3 separate regions of the Homo sapiens genome follow, and regions 1 and 3 are each linked to region 2. A link is a contact called in ENCODE Hi-C or POLR2A ChIA-PET data. All regions are on one chromosome and are shown on one strand. The core of a region is the stretch at or near the end of the contact, and the rest is flanking DNA. Distances in the headings are between cores, read along the strand shown. Region 1 overlaps IGF1R (insulin like growth factor 1 receptor). Region 2 overlaps IGF1R (insulin like growth factor 1 receptor). Region 3 holds the start of LUNAR1 (leukemia-associated non-coding IGF1R activator RNA 1).

Evidence for each region. Hi-C counts contacts between places; a loop is a spot of excess contacts on that map. ChIA-PET counts read pairs that join two places held with the same protein, here RNA polymerase II (POLR2A). Pooled maps may share reads with other maps.
Region 1: a pooled map shows a loop between it and region 2 (2.9-fold over the local background). The contact joins two enhancer-like sites. A Hi-C loop is called at or near these places in 1 of 168 maps with a recorded cell type or tissue (GM12878), 10 of 37 single-sample maps with no recorded cell type and 6 of 50 pooled maps. POLR2A ChIA-PET finds 5 or more read pairs at or near these places in 3 of 52 experiments (HEK293, activated CD8-positive, alpha-beta memory T cell and activated T-cell).
Region 3: a pooled map shows a loop between it and region 2 (8-fold over the local background). The contact joins the promoter of LUNAR1 here to the enhancer-like site in region 2. A Hi-C loop is called at or near these places in 2 of 37 single-sample maps with no recorded cell type and 8 of 50 pooled maps.

What each region holds. Positions count from the first base shown.
Region 1 is chr15:98,945,407-98,949,728 of GRCh38, forward strand. It overlaps IGF1R (insulin like growth factor 1 receptor), which reads left to right. Exons shown (of 21, transcript NM_000875.5): 20 at 3,168-3,302. Among named protein-coding and RNA genes, the nearest start is that of PGPEP1L, 60 kb to the right of the region's middle. Within about 2 kb of position 1,390, at least 11 of the 41 ENCODE cell types and tissues checked have a DNase peak (open chromatin) inside an H3K27ac peak, as active enhancers do.
Region 2 is chr15:98,777,624-98,782,362 of GRCh38, forward strand. The region is part of intron 2 of IGF1R (insulin like growth factor 1 receptor); the gene reads left to right. LOC124903560 (a long non-coding RNA gene) reads right to left here. Exons shown (of 2, transcript XR_007064772.1): 1 at 1-4,739. Among named protein-coding and RNA genes, the nearest start is that of MIR4714, 4.4 kb to the right of the region's middle. RefSeq lists an enhancer at 1-487. Within about 2 kb of position 2,153, at least 14 of the 41 ENCODE cell types and tissues checked have a DNase peak (open chromatin) inside an H3K27ac peak, as active enhancers do.
Region 3 is chr15:99,013,283-99,017,761 of GRCh38, forward strand. It overlaps LUNAR1 (leukemia-associated non-coding IGF1R activator RNA 1), which reads left to right and starts at 1,422. Exons shown (of 4, transcript NR_126487.1): 1 at 1,422-1,531. RefSeq lists enhancers at 1,531-1,630, 1,996-2,771, 2,481-2,610 and silencers at 1,791-1,870, 2,091-2,160, 2,231-2,290.

The DNA of each region.
Region 1 (4,322 bases), core at 140-2,639, 170 kb after region 2:
TGCAGGGGGACTCACAGCCGCCGGTCTTCCCCCTGGGGAAACAACGTCAAGGTTCCTAATTAGAAAGGGCTTTACACAGAGACATGTATCTACTGTTTGAAGATTAAATCTGTCCATGAAATGGAAGACTTGATTTTATATGAAGTCATGAAGAGCCAACACCACATAGTAAAATACCGGCTTTGAAAAACACAGAGGTGTTGCATATTTCTCGGTGCTTCTGACTGGCTGTGTGGCCTTGGTTAAACCTCAGAGCTTCTCTGGCCTTCGGTTGCTCCATCTGTAAGGCAAGGTCTGTCTCGAGAAGTCTGCGGTACCTGAATAGATGTTGAAATGGCTCCTGTGGCAACTGGTATTGTGTAGAGATGGTTCAGTGTCCACACCTTGCAGTTGTCACATTAAGCTGTGAAGGACGACTGACTCTAGCACTCAGTGGTCCTCAGTGGCAGGTGATGTTGACCTCAGACAAGAGTTGCTCAGGAGATAGGCTTTGCAGTTCACCTCGACAAGCGTTTGTGGAGAGCTAGGTCTGCTACCTCCTGTATCGTTGCCTGTGGGTGATGGTAAGGCTCTTGGGGGTGTGGAAGATGCGGGGATGATGATGATGACGATGATGACGATGACGACGATGACAGCGTCGTCGTCGTCCTGGTCCTGGAAGGATAAAGTCTTGTGGAGAAGAGGAGGCAATTCTGACAGTTTGGGGTTGCATCATCTTCTTCACAGAAGAGATGAAGTTGTGTAGGCACCCTAAGTATGGATTGTCACAAAAAGAGCACTAGGAAGCGGGGCGGGGCGGGGCAGGGGTGGGGGGTTCCTGGCAGTGGGAATGCTGGGCAGGCATGGCAGTAGGGAGCACCTGCTGCAGGTGGGGTTGGTGAGGTTTCCTCGTGGGACTTAGGCTGCAGAGAGATCAAGACAGGCCTCAGCTGTTGTATTAGGCATCCTGGACTAATTCTTTAAGCCCTGTTAAGGTTTCTGAACCAGAGGGTGATTAGAGCTGTGCTTGAAGTTCTTGTTAGCCGGAGTATACAGCTGCATTGAGCAAGATGTTGTAACCAAAGGAGAGGTGGTGGTGGGCCAGGCAAGCAGGATCCTGCACACTCAGGGAGCTCTGAGGGACGGAAGGAGGGTGCCAGACCTTGGACAGATGTGAGCCTGGGTGGACAGTTCGCAGTGGGACTCCGAGGAGGCCAAGGGCATGGGTGACAGCAGGCAGACTGCTCGGGTGGAATGGGCATCAGCTGCAGGGAAGCCGGGGGAAGAACAGGGCACAAATCGGAGTTCAGTGTGAGACGCAGTGAGTTTGTGGGTAGCCCAGTAACTGGGAACTTGGAATGGAGCAGTTGGGCCGGGAGGGCCAGGGTGGGAGCCGTGCCGTGAGAACTGGCTGCCTGCAAGCCGCTGACACAGCCAGGAAGGGCACGTGGGGCAAGAGGAGAAGTGGGTCTGGGAGGGAGCCACATCCTCAGGCCATTTCCCAGACCAGCCTGCAGTCAGCAAAAGCAGAGAGCTAGTCATTTCTTCTTATTTTATTTTTAATTTTTTGTTGTTGGAGAGCTAGTCATTTCTTGTACCAAGCTGCATTTCAGATGTGTGGGTACTACTGCCACTGGCATCTGAGGCATGCTGCCTGTATGGCTGGGCTGGTTGTGGAAGGCAGAGCTTCCCGCACAAAGCTGATGGAGAGCCCCTTCTCCCCTGGGCCCAGGCCTCTCTAAACTGCACTTTTGGCCTCTGGGTGTCTTGTACAACATGAAGACGACAGCATTTCTTGGTCACTTGTAATTAAAAAGGACCTTGGGTTGGTCTGTCCTCTGATTGCTAAGATTCTATTTCTGTCTAACATCTACTTTTAGTATCAATTTGTACAAAAATCTTTGATTCACCGAAAGTAGCTGAAGCAGCGAATAAAACGTTCTCATACAGTCAGGAGCACTGTGGGCTTGGGCACAAGGTCAAGGTCCCAAGAGCTCTTGGTTGGAAATCTCCTGCCCCAGGTTTTTCCATGTGGCTTGACCAGCACCTGCAGCCCAGGACAGGTCCAGCTAGAATCCCTGCTCCCCACCCTGCTCCCGCCCCTACTTGGTGATGAGTAGCCTATTTTACTCCACCAAAGTGAACCACATGGAAAGGCACACAGGTCAGGGAGAATTTGTGAATTACGGAATTTGCCCTGGGAGGGCACATTTGTTTTGCAGATTCCAGCATTGTCTTTTTTAACATTCTGTCTGAAAGTTGTGTGTGTACTCTCTGTTTTGTTTTCCAGTGGTTTGATCTTCTAAACTGGCAAAGCTGCATGCATATGGCAGAATTGCTCACTACAAAGTTATTCCTCAGCCAACTTCTCTGCTTAAGGATTCTTTGTCCATGATACCCCCTCCCAGCCAGTGCAGCCCACCCTGGTCCCCCCACCTGTGACACAGAGGCCCTGCAGGCCAGCAGCTCCCCAGCTCTGTTGTGGGTGGGGGAGCAGCAGGAGTTCTCTTCTCCCTTGGCCCAACTGGACCTCAAGATCCCTATAGATCTTCTAAACATTCCAGGTCCCAGGCCCTCACCCCAGACCAATCAAATCAGAGTTTCTATTGGGTGCCCAGCCCTCTGTTTAAAAACCTCCCCAGGAGATTCTCCTGTGCAGCCGGCAGTGAGAACCACCTGGGTAGAGGTTTCCAAAATTGTCTGATTGTAAAAATCACCTGAGGAGCTTGGTAAAGCTTGACTGTCCCAGGCCTCATTTGAGGCTACTAAGTCAATGTCCAGGCTGGGGCTTGGACAAGAATGTCATTCTTTTTGGGTCAAAGCCAGGTTAGGTGATACCGCCTTGCCAGATAAATGGCCGGGACTAGGTAGATGCTGAACCCAGTATGCTCTGCGTTCAAAGCACAGATCAGGGGCTTCCTGACCGTGCAAGGGATGCCGGAAGCGCCCTCACCACCTTCCTTAGCTCCACCACCGGGGCTGAATTTAGTTTACGGGGAACATTAGCAGCAACAGAGGGAGGATGATATCCCGCACTTAGCCCAGGGCCTGGCTCGCTGTCTGACAAGCACTGTCACCATAGTAAGGACAGTTTATCTGCTCGGGATGTAAGAAGTGCTGGAAAGGAGGGGGCAGCATTGTTCAGTCCATCCCTTTCCAAGCTCCTCACAGTTTTTTTCTCCCTGTAGGTCCTTCGGGGTCGTCCTCTGGGAGATCGCCACACTGGCCGAGCAGCCCTACCAGGGCTTGTCCAACGAGCAAGTCCTTCGCTTCGTCATGGAGGGCGGCCTTCTGGACAAGCCAGACAACTGTCCTGACATGCTGTACGTACTTCCTGGGCCCTCCGTGCTCTTCTGAGTTCTCTTCTCAAATACCTGTTTTCTTGGGTCACAGGAGATTAGGAGATTAAAGCCATTCTCTCTGGTCCTGCGCCTCCCTTGCCAGGCGTGGCTAAGAGGTTTGTCCTTGTGGAAGGAGCTGAGTGGGTTGGTCGACCTGTGCTTTTCCGTGGGTACCTTAATTCTACCCCATATTCCGTAATGCTTTCGTTCCGATTTGCAGTTCACACTGTAGTTTCTCAGGCCAAATGTCTCTGTGAAATGTTTGGCCAGAGTAATCCATCCTTACTCATCCTCTCCATGTGAGGTTTTTGTTTCTTTTTAAAGAAGGCTACAACACAACACATACTACTCTGAAGTCGAATTCAAGAGCCCCGCGCCCCACCTGTGGCAGGCCTGAGGGAGCCGCCGCAGTGAGTGTGCACACAGCTGCATGGCCAGGACTCCGGCATGCACCACGTAGGGTCAGCTTGGTGTCTTCTGAACCCTGCCCCACATGTCTTCTCTGTTAAGTGTTTACAAAAGTCATAAACCATCTAAGTAACATGCTCTCCGGAGCTTCATCCGCTGACCAATGTGGACCTGGAGCGTGTGTGAGCTGACATCCCTGCGGACAGAAGGATGCCAGTGCTGGTGAATTTGTCTTCTCACTGCACTTTTTTTTTTTTTTTTTGAGATGGAGTCTCGCTCTGTCGCCCAGGCTGGAGTGCATTGGCGTGATCTTGGCTCACTGCAACCTCTGCCTCCCGGGTTCAAGCAATTCTCCTGCCTCACCCTCCAAAATAGCTAGGATTACAGGCACCCACCACCACTCCCAGCTAATTTTTAGTAGAGATGGGGTTTTACCATATTGGCCAGGCTGGTCTTGAACTCCTGACCTCAGATGATCTCCCCGCCTCAGCCTCCCAAAGTGCTGGGATTACAGGCATGAGCCATCGCACCTGGCAACCCCACTTATTTTGAAAAAACACTTTGCAGCTTTTAGTCCTAAGTTTTGTCAGATGA
Region 2 (4,739 bases), core at 903-3,402:
CTGTCCAAAGTCAGAGCAGACACAAACGTAGCTCTCCAGGCCCCATACCTTGGTGGGCAAGAGGGCAGCAAGTGCATCCTCACAGTTGATGGGGAGAGCAGCATTTCAGCCTGCAGAAAAGAGAACCACACAGATGTAAGATGAGGTCTGCACTCACTTGCCTGGTCATGCAGAGACGGAGCTGGGAGCAGCTGCATGACTTTTCAGAGAAGTGGCACACGTTTACTGTAAGGGTCCCAAATGTAGACCACTGCAGATCGTAAGGTCTAGATGGAGGGACCAATAGTAGGGAAGTAGGGGAGAAGAAAGTAAAACCTTACAGTATAAAGACCCATAGATGCTCTTTTGTTTTTGATGTGTGTACGGGGGTTAGATATTTATTGAGCACCTACTGCATGACAGAGTGTTCAGCAATGACAATGCAGAGCTTAATAAGAACAGGTTCTAGACTAATCTTTTAGGGGGTGAGGATAGAACAGAAATAGGTAATTATGTCCTGAGAACATGAGAGAGTGTTGGTGGACAGAACGGCGATGTATCCCCAAGGGCAACTGAAGCCTTCACAGAAGATGCAAAGCCTGTACGTGGTCCTCGGAGTCATGCCACATGGTGACTGGTTATCTTAGTCGTAGGAAAACTGAGAAGCTTTGAGGCATGTTCTATCTGTCTTTGTGGGCATCATCTTCATTATTTGAACAATTCAGAGTGCTTGATGCCTTTTGCTTCGTTCTCACAATCCTTGACACTAAGCTGTGGGCTTGGGTTATAGTCACTCATTCTGTTATTCATGTCATTTTGCCTATCCTTCCACTTCACAGATGAGAAGACTGAGACCCAGAGAGGGTCATGGTTTTCATTAGCCAAATGGTGCAGAAACCCAGTGGTCACAGTGGCTCTCTAGCTCTTTGTCACCCACAGGGCCCTTGATAAGAGTACGGTCTTTCTCCAGGGGAGCAGGGTTGAGGAGTGGGGGCAGCCCTGGCCTGGGTGGCCATATCCTGATTTCCCCTCCCTTGGCCCATAGCTCTCTATCTTGGGTGAGGTGAGAAAGTAAGGCTGCTCCTTGACTGTGGTCCCTTTTGTGTCTGTCCTGCACTGGGCCACCTTCCCAGGGGCCTTGTGTCAGCCTGGTAGTGGTGCTAGTGGCCTTGAAGTGAGAGTGGGTGGATCACACATGGCAGATCTCTGGCAGTGACCTTTTCTGTGGATTTCCGGTGACTGATGATAGCCTCTTTGGAAGTCAGCATATGCATAGCTCTCTGTCTTTTGAAAACAATGGAAAAACCCACCACCAGCCCCAAAACCAGCTGTCTTTCTTCTTATGAATAGATATCCATGAAAAGCAGAAGAGTAGTTTCTTGTAAGTACTCTGGGAGTGCATAATACATTTTAAATAAGATTAAAAATTATGTTTTATTCTTACTAGCATCACTGTCAGATAATTGAGCGTGAGAGCATTCAGTGCTGTGTGCTTGGTACGAAGTAGTAACATCAATTCAGTGTTCAGTACATCCACTTTGTTCCAGAACAATGTATTCAAGGTCGGTGTATTTTGGCTGTGCCACAGAGTTCTGGAAATTCCCAAGAGAATAAGTTTTCACCTGTTATATAATCCAGCACAAGTGACTGTGTAGCAGCAACCTCATGTTTCATGATGACTTTAAAATGCAATTGATTCTAAAATTTAGCTTTTAAAAATTTCGACTTCAGATTTTCTCTGAAGGTTTAAGGTAGGCTTCTCCTTTATTAATTTTTTCAAGAAATATTTAAGAACACTGCTCTGTGCTATGTACCATTCTAAGCACTTTACAGATACTAATTCATTTAATCCTCAGCCTGGTTAGGTAAGTACTGCTATTCCCACCGTACAGATGAGGAAACAGCCTCAGAGGAGTTAAAACAAGTTGCTCAGGTTACACCGTCAGCGGTTTGGACTACTTCAGTTTCAGATAATCACTGTGAAATTTTACTGTTTTGAGCTACACGTTTCAAAATCTTTTCTGATGCGGAACTATCATTAAATCATATAATCCGCTTCTCTGGAGTCAGAGGTTGACAACACATTAGCACTTGACTCGAGCCTCTCCCTGGAGGAGGACATTCCGTCTGCGGGGAGCCGAGTCCGAGGCTGGAGCAACTCTGGAACCACAGCCCTCCAGTAGAGGGCACACGAGAGCAGGCTATCTGTGGAGATAGCCTGTTGGCACAGGGGTGAAGATGACAGAGGCGAACCCAAGCAAAGAGAGTTAATTAGCAGAGTTTGCCCTCCAGGCTCGGAGGGCAAGTCAGCCTGGGGACCTGGAGTTAGTTCCCTTTTCAGCTGTGACCATTGAAGACATTCATCAAGTTCTCTGGCTCCGGGATGTCAGCTGTGGTAGTGACTTGCATGGGAGGTTATCCGACATACCTCACACACTTTAACTCCACCTCTTCAGAGTTTGTGGCCAAGAATGGAGCCAGGTGGCTATTTTTTTTTTTTAAATTTATGTAATAACAAACATTCGCATTTATTGAAAACTTAAAGTATAATAAAAAAATAAATAAAATAAAAAAAGAAAAAAGAAAACTTATTCCTGTGTCAGGCACTTTTCTAAGTGCTTTGCAGTGTATTGTCTCATTTAATAGTTGTTTAAATTAACAGAGTAGGCCGGGTGTGGTGGCTCACATCTGTAATCCCAGTACTTTGGGAGGCTGAGGCGGGTGGATCACCTGAGGTTGAGAGTTCAAGACCAGCCTGACAAACATGGAGAAACCTCATCTCTACTAAAAATACAAAATTAGCCACAGTGGTGGCGCATGCCTGTAATCCCAGCTACTCAGGAGGCTGAGGCAGGAGAATCGCTTGAACCCGGGAGGTGGAGGTTGTGGAGAGCCAAGATTGCATCATTGCACTCCAGCTTGGGCAAAAAGAATGAAACTCTGTCTCAAAAAAAAAAAAAAAAAAAAAAAAAAGAGAGAGAGAGTAAATAAAATTGTAAGGTGAATATGTTATCTACTTGATGGAATTTTTTAAACTACCTTGAAAAGTTTTATAGTTTCCTATTTACAGATGAAATTAACATACTAATTATAAATCATGCCTCACTATTCACTTTAGGCAGTCTATCTCCTTAAGGATCTCCTTACGGTTTAGATAGATAAGTGAATTGCTTAATGTTTTTGGAAGTAATAAAACTGCATTTCTTTTTAATTAAACAATCCAGATAACAAGAAGTAATTCTAATAGGAAACTTGTAGGATGTATTTACAGAAAATCTACACAATCTTACTGAACAATGTAGAAAAGAAGATTTACCAGCCTGGGCAACATGGCAAGCTTTGTCTCTTAAAAAACAAAACAAAACAAAATTTAGCCGGGAGTCGTGGCATACAATTGTCATGTCCACTTCTCAGGAGGCTGAGGTGGGAGGACTACTTGAGCCCAGGAGGTCAAGACTACAGTGAGCCACATTTGTGCCGCTGTACTCCAGCCTGGATGACAGAGCGAGACCCTGTTTCAAAATAAAGAAAAAGAGATTTAAATGAAGCGAAATGCCATTTTCTCTAGGTGAGAAACTGGAATATTATCAATGTCACTTCTTCCCAAATTGATTTATAATTTAAAAACAATTTTAGTACTTCTGCAGCTTGTTTGGAGCTTGATAAAATGATTGTAGAGTTTGTCTTGAAGCTTTAATAGTGAGGCAGGTTTAAAATTGGGGGCAAAAAAGAAATGGGTTTTAGGGTGTAGAAGGGACTTGCCTGATCACTTTTGCTAGAAATAAATGTCCCTCCAAATTAAATTACTAATGTCGCACATCAGATCGTATTTAAATCCATTAGAAGATTTTACTGTTCCATTAGAGCTACCCATAGCTGGTGAAGACTCTGCTTATAGTGGAACCTAGTTTCTCAGTTTTCCATTTATATTTATTTACCTGAGCTTTTTGTAAAGTAGTAAGTACTTGACTGAATTTCTGCTATTTATCAAATGCTTTTTGAATAGAAATAATGAGTTAATAACATTTAGCCTTTTTTGGTAAATAGTATAAACAAGATAGGGCAAATATGTAAACTACTTAGAACTTTATCTACCTTGCATATTTTGTACCTCTTATTTGCATATGCATGTCACATGCTCCTTATGTACCATGTGCTATTACTGTGCCGGGGTACTGGGGCTATATTGAGTCTATTTCCTGTCTTTGTAGACTTGATGGATAATTTGGACAGCATTGTGATATTCCAGGTTTAAGAGTCTTAAGGTTCAAGACTACATTAAATGTTAATGTAGTCCAACATTTCTTGAACTCTGAAATCCTCTGAGCATCTTTTCATGCACTGGCCTAAAATGTTTTCATAGCCCAGCAAAAGGCTGATTACTTATTTCCCTCCTATTGATTTTTTTTGAGATGGGGTCTTGCTGTGTTGCCCTGTCTGCTTGTGAACTCCTGACTCCGGTGATCCTCCTGCCTTGGTCTCCTGTTTATGTTTTAAATAGCATTTCTCAAACCTATTTGAGCAAATAACTTTCCTGTTAATATGTAGTATTCCTTGAAAGAATTGAATTTGTGAGTCCCTAATCTAGACACTTTTAAAGAAGAAACAAAACTCAGTAACACATTTGGATAAAAACCTGAATATGTCCATTTTGGGATGAAAGGAAGCAGCTTTGTTTACCATGTTGAATTAAGTGGAAAACATCTTATTTTAATCATGATTGATAGAAATCTAAATTTGTAAATTCTGATTTTTATGTT
Region 3 (4,479 bases), core at 172-2,671, 230 kb after region 2:
GTACATCAAAAAATGTATACTTCAGACCTTGAAGAAATATATTCTACATTTTTACAGCAGACATTAATGAACCTTTAGTCCTGTGTGCCTGTGGCTGACTGCCACAATTACTACTTGAGACCGTCACTATGACAGTTATTACCGTTACTACTTGAGACCGTCACTACGACAGTTATTGTTACTACTTGAGACCGTCATTACAGGACTGAACGAAAGGACAAACGTAGAAATGATTAAAGAAATCTGTTTTAAAGGAAGGGGAAACCGGGAAGAAGGGAGCTCCCTGCTTCTAGTGAGCGAAGGCAGCCCCCCGAGCTTCCACAGCCCTTCGCATTCATTGGGAGAATGAGCAGGGAGGAGGCCCTAAGACTGGTCAGCTGTTTGATTATCACAAGTTCTCATTACTAACAGGCTTCAGTTGTGTCTAATCCTAAACACTTGCACCTGGGTGGTGACTGCCCTCAGCAGTCCTTCTGGGCGGCAGACACAGGTTGTCAGTTTGCCAACACCCTGCTCTCATGAGAAACAGTTTGCTGCTTACTCACGTGGCCTCCAGTGGTATACTGAGTTGATCACGACCCTCAATCTTTCGGCCCCTAAGAGCCGCAGGGGGGTGGGGAGGTGCCAGGCTGCTGAGGCCTTTGGGTTCCTAGGCTGCTGGCATTTTAAAACCACCACTGTATTCCACCTCCCCTTGGATAACACGCAGAAACAGGCCAAGAAGAAATTACCTGCTGTTGGTTATTTCTATTTCAAATGAATACTAGCTGAACATTTACTAAATGACATTGTCAGGTTTCAGCAAAAGCGGCCTGTAATAGTTGGGTGAGGACAGGGAAAGACTTTGAAATGGGCAGAAAAGATTACGGGATGTCCTGCAGGTTCAGTGTGCTTTGGCCTATTTTTCAACTGTCTAAATTTTCGCCGCCAAAGTCGCCAAAACCGCCTCCGCCGCAGCCTCCTCAAAAGCCGCCCCCGCCGCCGCTGCAGCCAAAGCCTCCTCCTCCTCCTCTTCCTTCTCTCTCCTCCCTCACCTCCTCCTTCCTTCTAGGAAGCTTACTGGAGTGAAACTTGAACGTTTTCAAAAAAGGTTAACGCAAATGATTCTTGTCCAAAGAAACAGAAATAATAGAAGTGTGAAGGGGCGTGGGAGGGGGTTGACATGTGCCGCGTTCAGGCCCGGGGCACCGGCGAGGGTGGGCGTGTGAGCGGGGGGTGGGGGCGTTAACGGTGTCTTCTCCCCACAAATGAAAGAGAAATAGTAAATTCTCCTGGGGTGGCGAATCAGGTGGGAAGGTGGAGCCCACAATCTTTGCAAACTCTCTGGGGAGCCAGGGGTTGGTAGCTGGGAAGACTGTTGGGTGGTGACCCTGGGGGAGGGGAAGGGGCCGGGGAGCGGGGAACGGGGGCAGCCCCTGGGGAGGAATGGGAGAGGGAGGAGGACGCCAGGGGCACAGGGACAGCCTCCGGGGCGGGGCGCGGCGCCAGCCTAGCCCGAGGATGGAGGCTGAGGCCGCCTGTTGAGTCACAGGTAAGGGGAGCCGCTCTGGCCAGGCCCAGGGCCGCCCTCGTTCCTCCCGGAGCGCAGCGACAGCTCCTCCCCGCGTCTCGGGTTTCAATGGCTCGACCTGCCGGAAAGCCCCGGGCCCGCGCGCTGCAACAGGATCCCGTAAACAGCGCGCGGCGGCCAGGGAAACTTTCCCCGGAGCCGGCGCCGGGGTGCGGCGAGCCGCGCACCTGTTGTTGCCTCGGGACTGAACTGCAGCGGCGGACCGGCGAGCGGGGGGCCTGGACGTCGAGTGCGGGGCCGGCGGGGCCCCCGCACTCACCCTCGGGAGCGTTTAAGTCCCTCCCGGGAAGAAGGGGGAGGAAATGCTCGGGGGAGCCGGAAGAGGCACTGCCAGCATCAACTCCACGCGCGCCCCGGCCTCGGCGCCCGGCCTCGGTCACGGCTTCTCTCGGAGGTCCCCCGGGGACACCGGGCGCCGGGACTGACCCGGGCTTGCTTCCCAGGCGCGGGAGCGTGGGGAAGTCCCTGCCTTCCCAGGGTCTCCGCTGTCTTGTCTGTGAAATGGGAACCGCACAGTGGGGGAGAATTCTTTACGGCCGCTCGGGTTACTGCCAGCGCCCCTTCCGCCCCCGCCACCTTCCCTGCGCCGGGACGCCTCGGCTGTGGTCGGGGGCGCAGAGGTGGAGCGGGTCGGGGTCGCCGGAGCCCGGGCTTCGTGCCATTTCTGGCCCTGGAGCGCGCGCGTCCCCGAGCCTGTCGCTTCCCGGGCCCCAGGGGGTGCCATGCTTGGCCCTATCTCCAGAAAACCAGGCAGAGCGGGTGCACCTTCTGAATCTGAAAGCACGTGAAACAAAACACCCCAAAGCCCACCAGCCCCTGAGGTGCTCGGATAGGAGCAAGAGTAGCGCCCTTGGATGCTGAGAAAGTGCCTCTTTACCTCCTGCCCCTTCCCTTCTCCTTGTGGGGACATGTGGCGGGGCCGGGTGTGAGAATGAGACCCGTTTCCCGAGGGAAGGAGGGCGCGGTGACCGGCTGTTCCGGCCCCTACACGTCCAGTCCGACCCGTTAGGCGCCCTGGCCGCAGGTGGCCCGCCCTCCCCAGCAGCAGCTCAGCCGCAGACTGGCCACTTTCTCCCGCCACACGTCTCGGTAGGGAACAAAAAATCTCATAAAGGCTCCTCTACCTTTTCTTGGAAGGCAACTTTAGAGGCGATTTACGCTCTTTTATGACTTGCTCTAAAAGCTGTGACTTAGAGTTGCTTTTCTGCTGATTTTAGGCGAGTTAAGGAGGGAAGGTAGCGATTAGCCAATTGTATGGATTAGTTACATTTTTCGTGGACGTTTTAGTTGGCCTAGAGATTGAGAAAGGGTTTTTTGTTTATTTGTGTGTTTGTTTTGAGACAGAGTCTCTGTCACCCAGGCTGGAGTGCAAAGGCGCAATCTCATCTCACTGAAACCTCCGCCCCGCCCCCACCCCCTCCCGGGTTGAAGCAATTCTCCTGCCTGAGCCCCTCGAGTAGCTGCTTCTACAGGCGCCCGTCACCATGCCCGGCTAATTTTTGTATTTTTAGTCGAAACGGGGTTTCACCTTGTTGGCCAGGCTGGTTTCGAACTCCTGACCTCAAGTGATCCGCCCGCCTAGGCCTCGCAAAGTGCTGGGATTATGGGCCTGAGCCACCATGCTCGGCCGAGAAAGGTTTTTTGTCTTTCGTTTTGGAAGGGGAGATACTATTTCTTTTTTGATTGTTTTCTCTATGCTTCTTTCTAGAAAGTTGGGTTTCACGGTTGTGGATGGCAAGTACTGTTTCCAGTTTACATGTTGGAGAACTAGGACGAGGAAAAAAAGTGATTTGCTCTTTGAATCTCATCTTCCTCATCTACAAAATAGAGGAGATTCTGCCCACTTAGGGGCTTATTGTAGAGCAGTATTACACCGAGGTGCTCCCAGAAGCTCCTCCCTGCCCCTAGGCCTGTGAGTGATTTCATGAGTCAGAGGGTTCCTTCCAAGGATTGCTTTAGAGATCTGTCTTACTCTACCCAGTCTCCTTGCATTTTAATGGGAAAAGTAATGGTAATTTCATCTGCTGGAAAAGTATAGTTGGCTTAAAACAGTTAAAGGATTTTCCTGTATTTATTTCAACTTTTGCTGTGGCTTTGATGGTTACTGATGGCCAAGATGACACACAGCAGTTGCACATTAATCATTTCAACATGTGCTACGTCCTAATGGACTGGAGTTTTACATAGCTGAACCATTGCCTGAACTTTGGTAGCCTCTTTCCAAAAAGAGCTTGAGCAAATCATGTCTACTTGGGAATCTGATTTCCTGTAGCAAGGAAGCAGGAAACTAAGAATTAGGCTTTCCGGTAAGGCTGTATCCCAGGTCCCGCGGCGCTCTAGTGCTGAAACACAGCGAAAGGCGCACGACATCCCCTGGGAGCTGTGCTGTCTGTATAGGGCTCCTCACTGTTGGTGTGTCTGGTTTCCAGGAGGCAGGCGTGCTGTCTGAAGAGGCTTTGGAAGTACCCCAAATAATTCAGTTCTTGACCTGCCCCAGGGCCACACACATGCATATGCTCTCTCTGTCTCTCTGTCTGTCTGTCTCTCTCTCTCTCTGTCTCTGGATTTCTCAGAGTGTGTATGTGTTTTTAATTTCCCCGATGCTGCAGACCTTCTTAGGTTCCACCAGACCATCTGTTGCTGTCATTTCAGCTTGGAGTGCAGTGGAAAGAAAAAAGAAAGACACAGCCCGATTCTGTTACCACCCTCATCCTTTACCTTGGCCTTCCAACATCTATAAGAACTTAACCTGCCTTGTAAGGATTAGATGAGACTGTGTGCATAAGAACCGACCGCCAGGCCCGTGGCAAAACTGAGAGTAGATTGTGGAGAAAGCCATTTGTTCTGACCTCCTCCCTTCTGTTTACATACAAAACCAAAGCCTTTGTGAGAATTGTGTATGTTATGAC